Linked DNA regions of Homo sapiens: regions 2 and 3 are each linked to region 1. Evidence: chromatin contacts called from ENCODE Hi-C or POLR2A ChIA-PET data. All regions are on one chromosome and are shown on one strand. Each heading gives the region's core, a stretch centred on a gene start or an enhancer-like site at or near the end of the contact. The rest is flanking DNA. Distances are from core to core; before and after follow the strand shown. Region 1 holds the start of SOX2 (SRY-box transcription factor 2). Region 2 holds the start of DNAJC19 (DnaJ heat shock protein family (Hsp40) member C19). Region 3 holds the start of FXR1 (FMR1 autosomal homolog 1).

The links. Hi-C counts contacts between places; a loop is a spot of excess contacts on that map. ChIA-PET counts read pairs that join two places held with the same protein, here RNA polymerase II (POLR2A). Pooled maps may share reads with other maps.
Region 2: a map of endothelial cell of umbilical vein shows a loop between it and region 1 (2.8-fold over the local background). The contact joins the promoter of DNAJC19 here to the promoter of SOX2 in region 1. A Hi-C loop is called at or near these places in 1 of 168 maps with a recorded cell type or tissue (endothelial cell of umbilical vein) and 9 of 50 pooled maps. POLR2A ChIA-PET finds 5 or more read pairs at or near these places in 1 of 52 experiments (activated T-cell).
Region 3: a loop to region 1 is called in a map of testis, with 6 times the contacts of the local background. The contact joins the promoter of FXR1 here to the promoter of SOX2 in region 1. A Hi-C loop is called at or near these places in 4 of 168 maps with a recorded cell type or tissue (GM12878, K562, endothelial cell of umbilical vein and 1 more), 3 of 37 single-sample maps with no recorded cell type and 15 of 50 pooled maps. POLR2A ChIA-PET finds 5 or more read pairs at or near these places in 2 of 52 experiments (BJ and WTC11).

What each region holds. Positions count from the first base shown.
Region 1 is chr3:181,709,252-181,713,468 of GRCh38, forward strand. SOX2 (SRY-box transcription factor 2) reads left to right here and starts at 2,674. Exons shown (of 1, transcript NM_003106.4): 1 at 2,674-4,217. The coding sequence starts at 3,110. The coding sequence ends at 4,063. All of the region lies in intron 6 of SOX2-OT (SOX2 overlapping transcript), which reads left to right. RefSeq lists enhancers at 1,103-1,956, 1,957-2,809, 2,810-3,663, 3,664-4,217, a promoter at 1,902-2,935 and a silencer at 2,515-2,574.
Region 2 is chr3:180,987,568-180,991,686 of GRCh38, forward strand. DNAJC19 (DnaJ heat shock protein family (Hsp40) member C19) reads right to left here and starts at 2,169. Exons shown (of 6, transcript NM_145261.4): 1 at 2,033-2,169; 2 at 611-662; 3 at 456-529. The coding sequence starts at 2,035.
Region 3 is chr3:180,911,125-180,914,969 of GRCh38, forward strand. It overlaps FXR1 (FMR1 autosomal homolog 1), which reads left to right and starts at 1,546. Exons shown (of 17, transcript NM_005087.4): 1 at 1,546-1,612. The coding sequence starts at 1,562. RefSeq lists enhancers at 537-1,192, 1,008-1,157, 1,728-1,817 and silencers at 1,177-1,471, 1,478-1,577.

The sequences.
Region 1 (4,217 bases), core at 1,424-3,923:
TTAACAAATATACACCACCCTTATCCACACCAATTCCTTGGTTGTTTCTTCAAACAATTATCCACAAGCTTTTTAAAGTTTTTAGAATAATGCTATTAAGCAGACCGATGCATACACAATCATAAAGTGAATTCTTGGTCTGCCCTTTGTGGCGTCTGGACAATCATAATTCATTCACATGTTGAATCTCATAATTTGTACCTATTTTTTCCCATGGTCTAACCTCCCACTTACCTCGAGGTTGTATGTATATTTCTAAGTTAGGCAAATTAAATCTGATTCTTATGATTTGGTTCCGCAGCTTATAAGATATGTTAACTTTTCTTTTGTTTAGATTATGTATAATTAGTCTGATCTTCCATCCCCCTCTTTTTTTTTTTTTTACTTTAATTATTTTCAAATACCTTCTTTTAAAGGTAAAAGCAATAGTCTTGGAAAAGCGAATCTACCAGCAGGGGGCGCACCAGCCACATCCCTGAAACCAGCCGCGCTGAAAAGCCGGTGGCCGCCTTCTCTTCCCCAGATCTTCTCAACCTTTTCTCTTTCCTAATCTCCAGGTCCGTGTTTACCTTAATATTACACCTGGATTAAACAGAAAACAGTGCTGTATTTTGAAGAGCGCCGAATATGTATGCATTTTGAGAAACCCAATCTCACCCTTTCCGGGTTCCCAAGAACTAAAACAAGCCATAACTTGAGAGAAAAAGGAGAACCTTCGGGGGGCAGGAAGGTTGATTGGAAATAACTTAAGGAAAGTCTGCAGAATTCTTTTTTTTACAACTTTTCTGAGTTTCCAGTGGGTATATTTAGTGTGAGTTTGACAGTAACAGGCTAGGGAGGGCAGAGATTGGAGAAATTGGGGGTCGGGGGAGTGATTATGGGAAGAAGGTTAGTAAGGAACAAAACAATGCACCGTTTTGTAAAGATAATAAATGGAACGTGGCTGGTAGATACTATTCAGTACATTTTCTTAGGGTGAGTAAGGGTAGACCAGGGGAGGAGGGGGCGGAGAGAGTGTTACAGAAGAAAGAAAATAAGTAACCCTGATGGTTTAAGCCCTTTATAAAAAAGAAATGGCATCAGGTTTTTTTTTCTTTATTCCCCCCCACCCCACCCTTTGTAGTCAAGTGCATTTTAGCCACAAAGATCCCAACAAGAGAGTGGAAGGAAACTTAGACGAGGCTTTGTTTGACTCCGTGTAGCGACAACAAGAGAAACAAAACTACCTATTTGTAACGGACGTGCTGCCATTGCCCTCCGCATTGAGCGCCTACCTATTGAAATCTTTACGTCGGGACAATGGGAGAGCGGCTAAAATTACCCTCTTGGGTCCTGGGCGGGCAAGATTCCTGAGCCCCTACCCCCGCCCCCATCTCATCCTCCTCTAACCCGGGCCTTGCTGGGCTCCCCCTTCCCCAGTCCCGGCCGCCTTCTCCCAGTGTGCGCTGCCTGCACCTGTGCCTGGAGAGCATCGACCCCGCCTCCCAGGCCTTGAGCCCCTTTGCGGCGCAGCCCCAGCCTTGCGCGGCCTGGGCTTTGCGGCCACCACAATGGAAATCTACGGGGAAAATGCCAGGGCTGGTTCTGCTGGAGTCCTGGGAACTCTGCGTGGGAGGGAGTTTGTGACTGCGGCCCAAAAGCCACCTCCATACAGTGCCGTGGGATGCCAGGAAGTTGAAATCACCCTCCCCCATCGCCTGCACTTTTGAGCGCCCTTCCGTCTGTGTCTTTCCCCAGCCCCCATTTGAAAGCCGCACGACCGAAACCCTTCTTACGGGGAGGCATGGGATGGGAATGGGGAGTGGGGGCAGACAGTAGAAGCATCCCCTTTGCTACGGTTGAATGAAGACAGTCTAGTGGGAGATGTGGCTGGGGCTAAGAGGAAGAGCTGCAGTTTCCTGGGCCAAAGAGCTGAGTTGGACAGGGAGATGGCAGCTTACCAAGGCCTGCTGGTTCTCAGCTCTAGAGTCTGCCTTATGGTCCGAGCAGGATTTATTTTTAAGAACAGAGCAAGTTACGTGGAAGCAAGGAAGGTTTTGAGGACAGAGGTTTGGGTCTCCTAACTTCTAGTCGGGACTGTGAGAAGGGCGTGAGAGAGTGTTGGCACCTGTAAGGTAAGAGAGGAGAGCGGAAGAGCGCAGTACGGGAGCGGCACCAGAGGGGCTGGAGTTGGGGGGGAGTGCTGTGGATGAGCGGGAGAACAATGACACACCAACTCCTGCACTGGCTGTTTCCAGAAATACGAGTTGGACAGCCGCCCTGAGCCACCCACTGTGCCCTGCCCCACCCCCGCACCTTAGCTGCTTCCCGCGTCCCATCCTCATTTAAGTACCCTGCACCAAAAAGTAAATCAATATTAAGTTTAAAGAAAAAAAAACCCACGTAGTCTTAGTGCTGTTTACCCACTTCCTTCGAAAAGGCGTGTGGTGTGACCTGTTGCTGCGAGAGGGGATACAAAGGTTTCTCAGTGGCTGGCAGGCTGGCTCTGGGAGCCTCCTCCCCCTCCTCGCCTGCCCCCTCCTCCCCCGGCCTCCCCCGCGCGGCCGGCGGCGCGGGAGGCCCCGCCCCCTTTCATGCAAAACCCGGCAGCGAGGCTGGGCTCGAGTGGAGGAGCCGCCGCGCGCTGATTGGTCGCTAGAAACCCATTTATTCCCTGACAGCCCCCGTCACATGGATGGTTGTCTATTAACTTGTTCAAAAAAGTATCAGGAGTTGTCAAGGCAGAGAAGAGAGTGTTTGCAAAAGGGGGAAAGTAGTTTGCTGCCTCTTTAAGACTAGGACTGAGAGAAAGAAGAGGAGAGAGAAAGAAAGGGAGAGAAGTTTGAGCCCCAGGCTTAAGCCTTTCCAAAAAATAATAATAACAATCATCGGCGGCGGCAGGATCGGCCAGAGGAGGAGGGAAGCGCTTTTTTTGATCCTGATTCCAGTTTGCCTCTCTCTTTTTTTCCCCCAAATTATTCTTCGCCTGATTTTCCTCGCGGAGCCCTGCGCTCCCGACACCCCCGCCCGCCTCCCCTCCTCCTCTCCCCCCGCCCGCGGGCCCCCCAAAGTCCCGGCCGGGCCGAGGGTCGGCGGCCGCCGGCGGGCCGGGCCCGCGCACAGCGCCCGCATGTACAACATGATGGAGACGGAGCTGAAGCCGCCGGGCCCGCAGCAAACTTCGGGGGGCGGCGGCGGCAACTCCACCGCGGCGGCGGCCGGCGGCAACCAGAAAAACAGCCCGGACCGCGTCAAGCGGCCCATGAATGCCTTCATGGTGTGGTCCCGCGGGCAGCGGCGCAAGATGGCCCAGGAGAACCCCAAGATGCACAACTCGGAGATCAGCAAGCGCCTGGGCGCCGAGTGGAAACTTTTGTCGGAGACGGAGAAGCGGCCGTTCATCGACGAGGCTAAGCGGCTGCGAGCGCTGCACATGAAGGAGCACCCGGATTATAAATACCGGCCCCGGCGGAAAACCAAGACGCTCATGAAGAAGGATAAGTACACGCTGCCCGGCGGGCTGCTGGCCCCCGGCGGCAATAGCATGGCGAGCGGGGTCGGGGTGGGCGCCGGCCTGGGCGCGGGCGTGAACCAGCGCATGGACAGTTACGCGCACATGAACGGCTGGAGCAACGGCAGCTACAGCATGATGCAGGACCAGCTGGGCTACCCGCAGCACCCGGGCCTCAATGCGCACGGCGCAGCGCAGATGCAGCCCATGCACCGCTACGACGTGAGCGCCCTGCAGTACAACTCCATGACCAGCTCGCAGACCTACATGAACGGCTCGCCCACCTACAGCATGTCCTACTCGCAGCAGGGCACCCCTGGCATGGCTCTTGGCTCCATGGGTTCGGTGGTCAAGTCCGAGGCCAGCTCCAGCCCCCCTGTGGTTACCTCTTCCTCCCACTCCAGGGCGCCCTGCCAGGCCGGGGACCTCCGGGACATGATCAGCATGTATCTCCCCGGCGCCGAGGTGCCGGAACCCGCCGCCCCCAGCAGACTTCACATGTCCCAGCACTACCAGAGCGGCCCGGTGCCCGGCACGGCCATTAACGGCACACTGCCCCTCTCACACATGTGAGGGCCGGACAGCGAACTGGAGGGGGGAGAAATTTTCAAAGAAAAACGAGGGAAATGGGAGGGGTGCAAAAGAGGAGAGTAAGAAACAGCATGGAGAAAACCCGGTACGCTCAAAAAGAAAAAGGAAAAAAAAAAATCCCATCACCCACAGCAAA
Region 2 (4,119 bases), core at 919-3,418, 720 kb before region 1:
TGACCACAGAGAGTATGACCATAACATCAAGCCAAACCCTATAGCCTAATTAACTAGAGTGCTACCTATGTATGATGTTTGGGAGTGCCAGGGCCACATGGTCAGATCGGATCACTTTAGAATCATATACCTCTGTGTGTGCGATGCAGAGCAGATGAAGGAAAACAAGAATATGTACAGATGATGCTGAAGGTGATGGTATGTGAAAAAGTGAAACTTGGGTCTAGTGGGGTACTAGAATTGTCAAAACCCCATCCAACTCTGTCACATATAACATCTGATGTTTCAGGGTAGCACCATCACAAAGTTCAGAACTTCTATACTCTCCTTGCAGGAAGCAGGAGAATGGGTCCAAAGCAATCACTTAGAACTTCATGGATATTTGGAAATTTACCCTTCCCTAAGTGTGGCTCTAGGTTTCAAATAGAAGCAGCAAAGAATTAACAAAGTCTTACAGATTTTGGTAGGCTTTGAAAAACTTGTTTTACTTGAGGCTCCATATGCTTCATGGCTTGCAAAACGTAACGGCCTAAAACCAAAAGCAACAGAATAAGTAAACTAAATCTCCAATCTCCCCGACTTCACTTCCATCCCCAAACCATAAACAAACCTGCAAATCCTGCAGCAGCAATGGTCAGTCCAACTGCTACCACTGTACTGGCCTGGTAAGGGGGAGAAGAGTAAATATTTACTTCTCTAATTCCCACCCTTTCTCATTTTGCCCATTCTTCCATCCCCAACTCATTACAAACTGCATTTTAATAGGAGAAACAACTTTTTTTTTTCTTTTTTTTTTTTTTTTTTTAAGAGACGGAGTCTTGCTATGTTGCTTAGGCTGGTCTTGAACTCCTGGCCTCAAGCAATCCTCCCACCTTGGCCTCCCAAAGTGCTAAGATTATAGGCATAAGCCACCATGCCTGGCAGAGAAACAACTTTTAAGGCGGAAATATTCTGTCCAGTAATCTTTAAAACTACTGCATCTGTTATGCTGAATGCATTAAAGTTACAGGATTCATCATATGGGAAAGAGGGCAAGTTCGACTTGCTTATTTATCTTTACAATAGTGAAAAAGATGATTCCCTCCCTTTGAAAACTTCTTTCATCACCAGACAAATTAAGTCACATTAAAGTTCAATCAAAAGTAGTGGAAATAGGCCAGGCGCGGTGGCTCACGCCTGTAATTCCAGCATTTTGGGAGGCGAGGCGGGCGTATCACTAGGTCGGGAGATCGAGACCATCCTGGCTACCATGGTGAAACCCCGTCTCTACTAAAAATACAAAAAAAAAAAAAATTAGCTGGGCGTGGTGGTGGGCGCCTGTAATCCCAGCTACTTGGGAGGCTGAGGCAGGAGAATGGCGAACCCGGGAGGCGGAGCTTGTAGTGAGCCAAGATTGTGCCACTGCACTCCAGCCTAGGCGACCGAGCAAGACTCTGTCTCAAAAAAAAAAAAAAAAATGTGGAAATAAGGTTTCTGCTACAGAAGGAAAAACTGTTTACAGACGGCTCCTGTAAAATTCTAACAACGCATTTTCGAGGCTAAACGTGGGCTAAACTAGGAGACTAATACCTTTGGCACTGCCCTGTTGTTTCCTAACAAGACAGGCCCAAATATGTTCAGGAAGCATGGAGAAGACATCTGTCAGCAAAAGCCAAAGAGAAGGACATAGCAAAGTGGAGCTAGTGCTGTGAAGATGTGTTAGGGCAAGGGCACTTATAATCAAATACGTTTCCACTAATCTCCGAGTCCATGACAGCCTCTGACCTTACAGGAGTTCCAGGCAAGCAACACCTGCAGAGCCCGTGCGGACAAGAAGCTGGAGAACCGTGCAGAAAGACGATGTAAAAACACAAACCCCCAAGAGAGCGAGCCAACAGGGTTGTGTCCTGGTGAGTGTGACTCCCCAATAACCGAAACCTCCCGCCCGCAGTCGCACTAAGGAGCACAACTTCAACTCCACACCTCCGAGGCGGGGAGCTGAGGTTGAGGCCTGGGCCGGAGGTCGCCAAGAAGACCGGAAGGCCGCACTCACCATGGCTCCGGCTGGGCTCCCTTGCTTCCACCGGGAGCACGGCTCATCCCAGCTCAGAGGCCGCGGCCAACACCTGCACGCCTTTACCAGAGAGCGACGCAACCCCCAACCTCAAGCACAGGCGCCCTACGCAACACGGCAGGAGCAGCCGCAAACTAGGCCGGAAAACTGTCGTAAAAGGGGACGCGGAGGAGAAGGAAAGTCGCTCAAGCAGTGGACAGAGCGGAGAAAGCGACTTCGGGTTGGTTGAAGGGTGGGCGGATCTCTTTATTTCTGGGTGTAGGGGTGGGGCTTCTCTGTGTTTTCTGTCCTTTGCTCCTGGGCGGTGGGTATTTGGAAATTCTTGCAGGGAAGGGCATGGGCAGCCTTACTCAGACCGATTTTTTCCCCCTACATCTTAGCACCTCGTTTTGCCTTTATTTTATGTTAATAATTGTCAAGGGTAATGAATGTAGTTAAACATGCTGTGACATTTCCACCACGAACCCAAACAAATATGTTGTAACCCAGTGTAGGAAACGAGATGCCCAGAAAAACAAATGAAACCAACCACACTGTGTTTCAGGGATTGCTCGGTAGCATTTTTTAATGTAAAAGAACTTCATTTAAGGATGTGACTTGACAAGACTTTGTGAATATTTGGGTTTTCGTTTTGTAGAATGGGATTAAAGACAGTTCATATTCTGAACATGGAATGTCAAGATCCTACAACTGAAAAGGGCTATTTAAAAGTTTTCCTCCTCACCCAAAATAAAAAGTAGGGCTGGATTTTGCCCTTACGTGGACATCAGTTTCATACATCCCTACATAAATGCTTGAGAAGAAAAAAATAATGGAGACAATAATGGAATTTTACAATGCAACGTTTGCATGATCAAAATAAGTTTGGAGTTACTTCCCACTCAGAATTTACAGTGTTAAATATCCGTTTACATTGCAATGCAATTCTGCTTTGATGAGTTTGTTAGTTATTAAACAAATATGCAAAATTTTTGGGTTTGTTTTCCTCATCTGTAAAAGCAGTTTGCATTTGATAATCCAAGAGCTCTTCTAGCGCTAAGGTTTTTGTGATGTAATTTATTGTCAACACATGATTTAAGGTGACATCCAGCACTAAGACACTAGCATTAAGTTTATAACTTCCTCTTTTGCCTCTCTTTTATCTGGTTTTTACCCAACAATTACAAAATAAATAATCAAGTGAGGCATAAGACCTTGGGACCAAATTGGCATCAACAAGCTAGAATGCTATCTGGAAAAATTTATTATGCATATTTTTGGTATGTACAAACTGTGTAATGCAGTTTCTGGAGGAATAGATTTACAGTAGACTCTAATTAGCTTTGAGACTTTACAAAACCCAGACTCAGGAAATTGGGAGTAGCAACACAGCAAGACATTTTGTTGAGCTGGAGATAGCTCTTTTTTTGGTGGCAGATCAAACTGGAGGTAACCTGGCTCTGTCACTTACTAATACTGTGACTTGGAAAAGTTATTTCTGATTGAGTTTCTTCCTCATTTGTAAAATGAAGGTAATGATAACTACCTTGCCGAGTTTTTGTGAACGTAGAGATTATGCACATATTGTGTTCTGCTTATGGTCATCACTCAGTGTGGGGCTATTATTATGAGGGAAGCCAGAGTGCAAATTGGAGTGTAGAAGCCTTCCTCATTCTCATGATACCTCACTCATGAATCTTAAGTCTGGTTGCCTCTTACCTACCTGCCAAGATCCTAGAAACAGCCTTGAAAAGTAATCTTTTTAAATGTCCACTGACTGATGAATGGATAATCATTCCTCATTTCTTCTAGCTTCTGGTGACTGCCAGCATTCCTTGACTTGTGACTGAATCACTGCAGTCTTGTAAGCCAGCATCTTGAAATCTCACTCTGCTCCAACTTTTCCATCTTCACATTGTCCTTCTCTTCTGTTTGTAAAATCTCCTTCTGGTTTCCTCTTAAAGGATATATGTAATTGCATTTACCAGCTACCCAGATAATCCAGGATAATCTCCCCTTCTTAAGATCCTTAACTTAATCATAGTTTCCAACACTTTGCCATATAAGGTAACATTCACAGGTTCCAA
Region 3 (3,845 bases), core at 296-2,795, 800 kb before region 1:
TCCCGAGGCAGGCAGATCATGAGGTCAGGAGTTCCAGACCAGCCTGGCCAACATGGTGAAACCCCATCTCTACTAAAAACACAAAAAGATTATCTGGGTGTGGTGGTGCGCGCCTGTAATCCCAACTACTCCGGAGGCTGAGGCAGGAGAATCACTTGAACCAGCAGGCGGAGGTTGCAGTGAGCTGAGATCTCATCACTGCACTCCAGCCTGGGCGATAGAGCGAGATTGTCTAAAAAAATAATAATAAATAAAATAAAATAAAATAAAATAAATATTGTAGTCCTAGCTACTCGGGAGGCTGAGGTGGCAGCATCACCTGAGCCTGGGAAGTCCAGGCTGCCACGTAATCACGCCACTGCACTCCATCTTGGGTAACAGAGTGAGACCCTGTCTCTAAATAAATAAATAAATAGAATATCCTGTACATAACAACAGTGAGCACTTTCACAGCCCTCATTTTTTCCCAGAATCTTCAGAGATGCAGACGTGCTCATAAAATGTTGTGTACATTTTATTTTTTTAGAATCTGAAAAACTGGGTCAGTGGGCGTTTCATGGGAAGTATAGAATGTTAGCAAAGTATCCTTTCTTAAGTTTTTCTGCGAAAACGGTAATAATGTAAGTATAACAAGGAGCACTTATAGTATTATTTTCCAAAGCCCTTGCTTAGGGAAGGAGCTTCAGTATTAAGTTGTTAAAATCCATACCCAAAGTATTTGTTATGCTTACAAAACTGGAGATGGTTCTGCTTTGATCCTATTTGCGGAAATTTGCATGCATTTAACAGAGGAAAACGTGGTCTCCTGCTCTATTAAGTTTGTCTGACTACTTTTAATAAGGCGAATTCACCTAAACTCTGTTCTAGGGTGTGAACACAATTACTTGCCCTGAAAATACTCAGTTTGACTTTTAAAGAGCTAAAGTGGTAACAGGTGGGGAGAGGGCTAGGCCAAATTGTTTGAGGGGGTGTGGAACTGTGGAATTTGAGTGAAGAGAAGGCCCAACTTTTTTTAAAAAAAGAGCGGGGCGAAATAACTTGGGGCACAACAGTATGTCTATTTTGTAGGCATCCCTCTTCCCCAGGGCAACTGGAGCCCAAAAAGTGGGTGAGAAAGCCATTCCAGGGCAGCCAGCACTTCCAGAAGTTTAAGGTCAGGATGCCGGAGCTCAGGGGAATGCCGATGCGCCGGGCAGGCTGTGCCTGGGCAGTTCATTCTGTGGCAGCTGGAGGCACTACTCGGCCGCCGCGGTGCGAACTGCGGGCACTGTGGGGCGGAGACCTAGGGGCGGGTCAACAAAGGTCGGGCGATTGTGTCTGGAGGCAAATCCGACGTAGACGGCGGCAGGCGGAGCCCAAAGCCGGTGATGCAGGGTGCGCAGGGATCCCACCTGGAGAGTCGGGGCGGCACGTTGAGACCCCAGGGGTGAAGGGCGGGGGATCCCAATCCCAGCCCTGTTTTCCCCTCCCCTTTCCCCGCCTCCTTCTCGCCCCTCCCCCCTCCTCCCCTCTGGTTGGAAAGTTTCTAGAATCTCTTCCCAGCGGCCTTTGCGGTTCCAACATGGCGGAGCTGACGGTGGAGGTTCGCGGCTCTAACGGGGCTTTCTACAAGGTACTGACCGTTTTGCCACTTTGTCGAGTGTTCTGGGTGCTGGAGCGCGTTTGAGGGAGGGTTGGTGGTCCCAGAGAGTGAGGTTTGGGGTCGGAAAGGCAGCCAGGCCAAAGCTCGAGGCCGCTGGATTCCTTGCTTCTCCCCCCTCCACCCGCGGTTTAACGGTCTCGGGGGCCGGGGCTCCGTTATGTTTTGAAACAACACGTCGGACACCTCTTGCATTTTCCTAGTTATGAACCCTCTTGGTTGCTAGTGCGGTTCTTGGCGGGCCGGTGGGAAGCAACTGAGTGGCTGCTGGGCGGCGGGAGCTCCTTCGGAGCAGGCCCGAGCTCTGGGAGGTGGGGGAGTCGTGAAAGGAGGCGGTGGGATTGTGTGGTCTCACCCGCTCCCCCGCCCCTCGAACTGGGCCGGGCGGGAGCTCCTCAGCCCGCTCCTCCGACCCCTCCCCACCCCTTGGGGCGGGTGTATCGCGGAATCTTTGGAATTCACCCTTGTATTTGAGTTTTGGGCCAACAAATCTTTAGTGTCTGAGGAGAATGGGGGTACCGGATTGAGGGTTAGGATCAAATACAGAAAAGCAGAAAACCTTGAATTGTGGCGGGTTGGAATATTTTTGCGGCCTGGGAAATTGGGCGGCGCCTTAGCCCCTCTATTACGGAAGAAAAGGAGAGTTGTGAGCTTTAAAGTAAGATTTAAAATGCGAAATGGATCAGGGAGATAGGTGGAGAGGTGACTAATTTCTTTATATCACTGCCCCTGTTTTTGGAGGGAGGTTTTGTTTTGTTTTGTTTTTTCTCCCACGAGGTTTTTTGTTTGTTTGCTTGGGAGGAAGGACATCCATTACTATGGAATCGGGGCTGAAAAACGTAAGAGGAATAGAGTAGAGGAATTTGGTGGGGCATTCAGCGTTCACATATCTGAAAATGAAATCCTAATAGTTTATTTTTTGCCACTATAGCGTTCTTTTCTCCTTATTTTCCCGAAATACGCCAGGTTGTTAGAAGATCAATACAGAATCTCCCCAGCTGTTGTCTGTCAGTCAATCTCACTAAGCCAGCATCTCAAATGTTTGAGAGTCTTGGCTATTTTTATGAAGGGCCTTCTTCTAATACATGAGTATTGTGCGTATGCAAAGTGAATTCTCACAGGTTTTCATTTCAGCGTACCTTTTATCCTATGGGTTTTTATTTTATTTGGCCACGATTTTCTATTTTCAGCATTTTGATTTTCTTTTCTTAGTTTACTGATTAGCTCTGTGGATTTGGTTTAACTGTCACGTGGTACCAGCATAATGGGGAATCACAGCGTATAAAGGATCCCCCTAAGCTTTTTGCAAGTTTAAATCTCCTTAGGTGGTAAACTTAAAGTAGGAACAGTGCCTGTTGGAAATGAGACTTTATGTTAATGCGTGAGTAGTTAACATTGACGTTCTCGGTTTAAGACTTGATGTCAGACCAATGACCTAGGTGAAATTTGAGTACATAGTTAATTGACTTTTGTTGTTATTGAAACCTGGTGGTTGCTTTCCCTGGACTACTGCAGATACAGTTCGCTGGGTAAGACGGCGAAAAGAATAGACTTATCTATGTTTTTCCTATCAATTGTAGATAAGTCGTTTTGCATCACCCCCCACCCCTTTCCCGAAAAGTTTTAAATTCTCACTATTTGGCCCTGTAGTTCTTGTATAAGGGAGGTATGCATTTTTTCTTGCATATTGGAAAAAATAAAGTGATTATTTTGCTTTATTTCATGGTTCTGCATCATGCATGTGGTAGACAACTATTTTTAGCAAAGTATATTTGTCAATAGCCTGCTATGCAAGATATTTTTTCCTTTTTTTAATAAGGTGAAGGTAATTTTAGTAAAGATTGTTTGCAGTCTTACTTTGGTTTCTCACGGTATTTTTTTTTTCCAGTCAATTCACAATGAATCAAATGTCCCCATTTTGGAACTCTGAAGTATTTATAATTGATCTCTATACATATCTACAATCTACTGCTTGTTTCTACTTAGACTTTGACTCCATTACTCATTTTGCCTCACAAAGTGAGTTGGTACTTTGACAAAGGTTGGAAAGGACACTAGCCACCTGTGTGTGCACTGAAATCATGTACGCTTGAACATTTGGAATTTTATGTCCAGCCATAATCCACTTGCATATGCACTTTGTGGAAACTGTGGTCTTCAGAACTCTGGAAGAATGAGAATGGCGGAGTGGAAAAGAGTCCTGGAT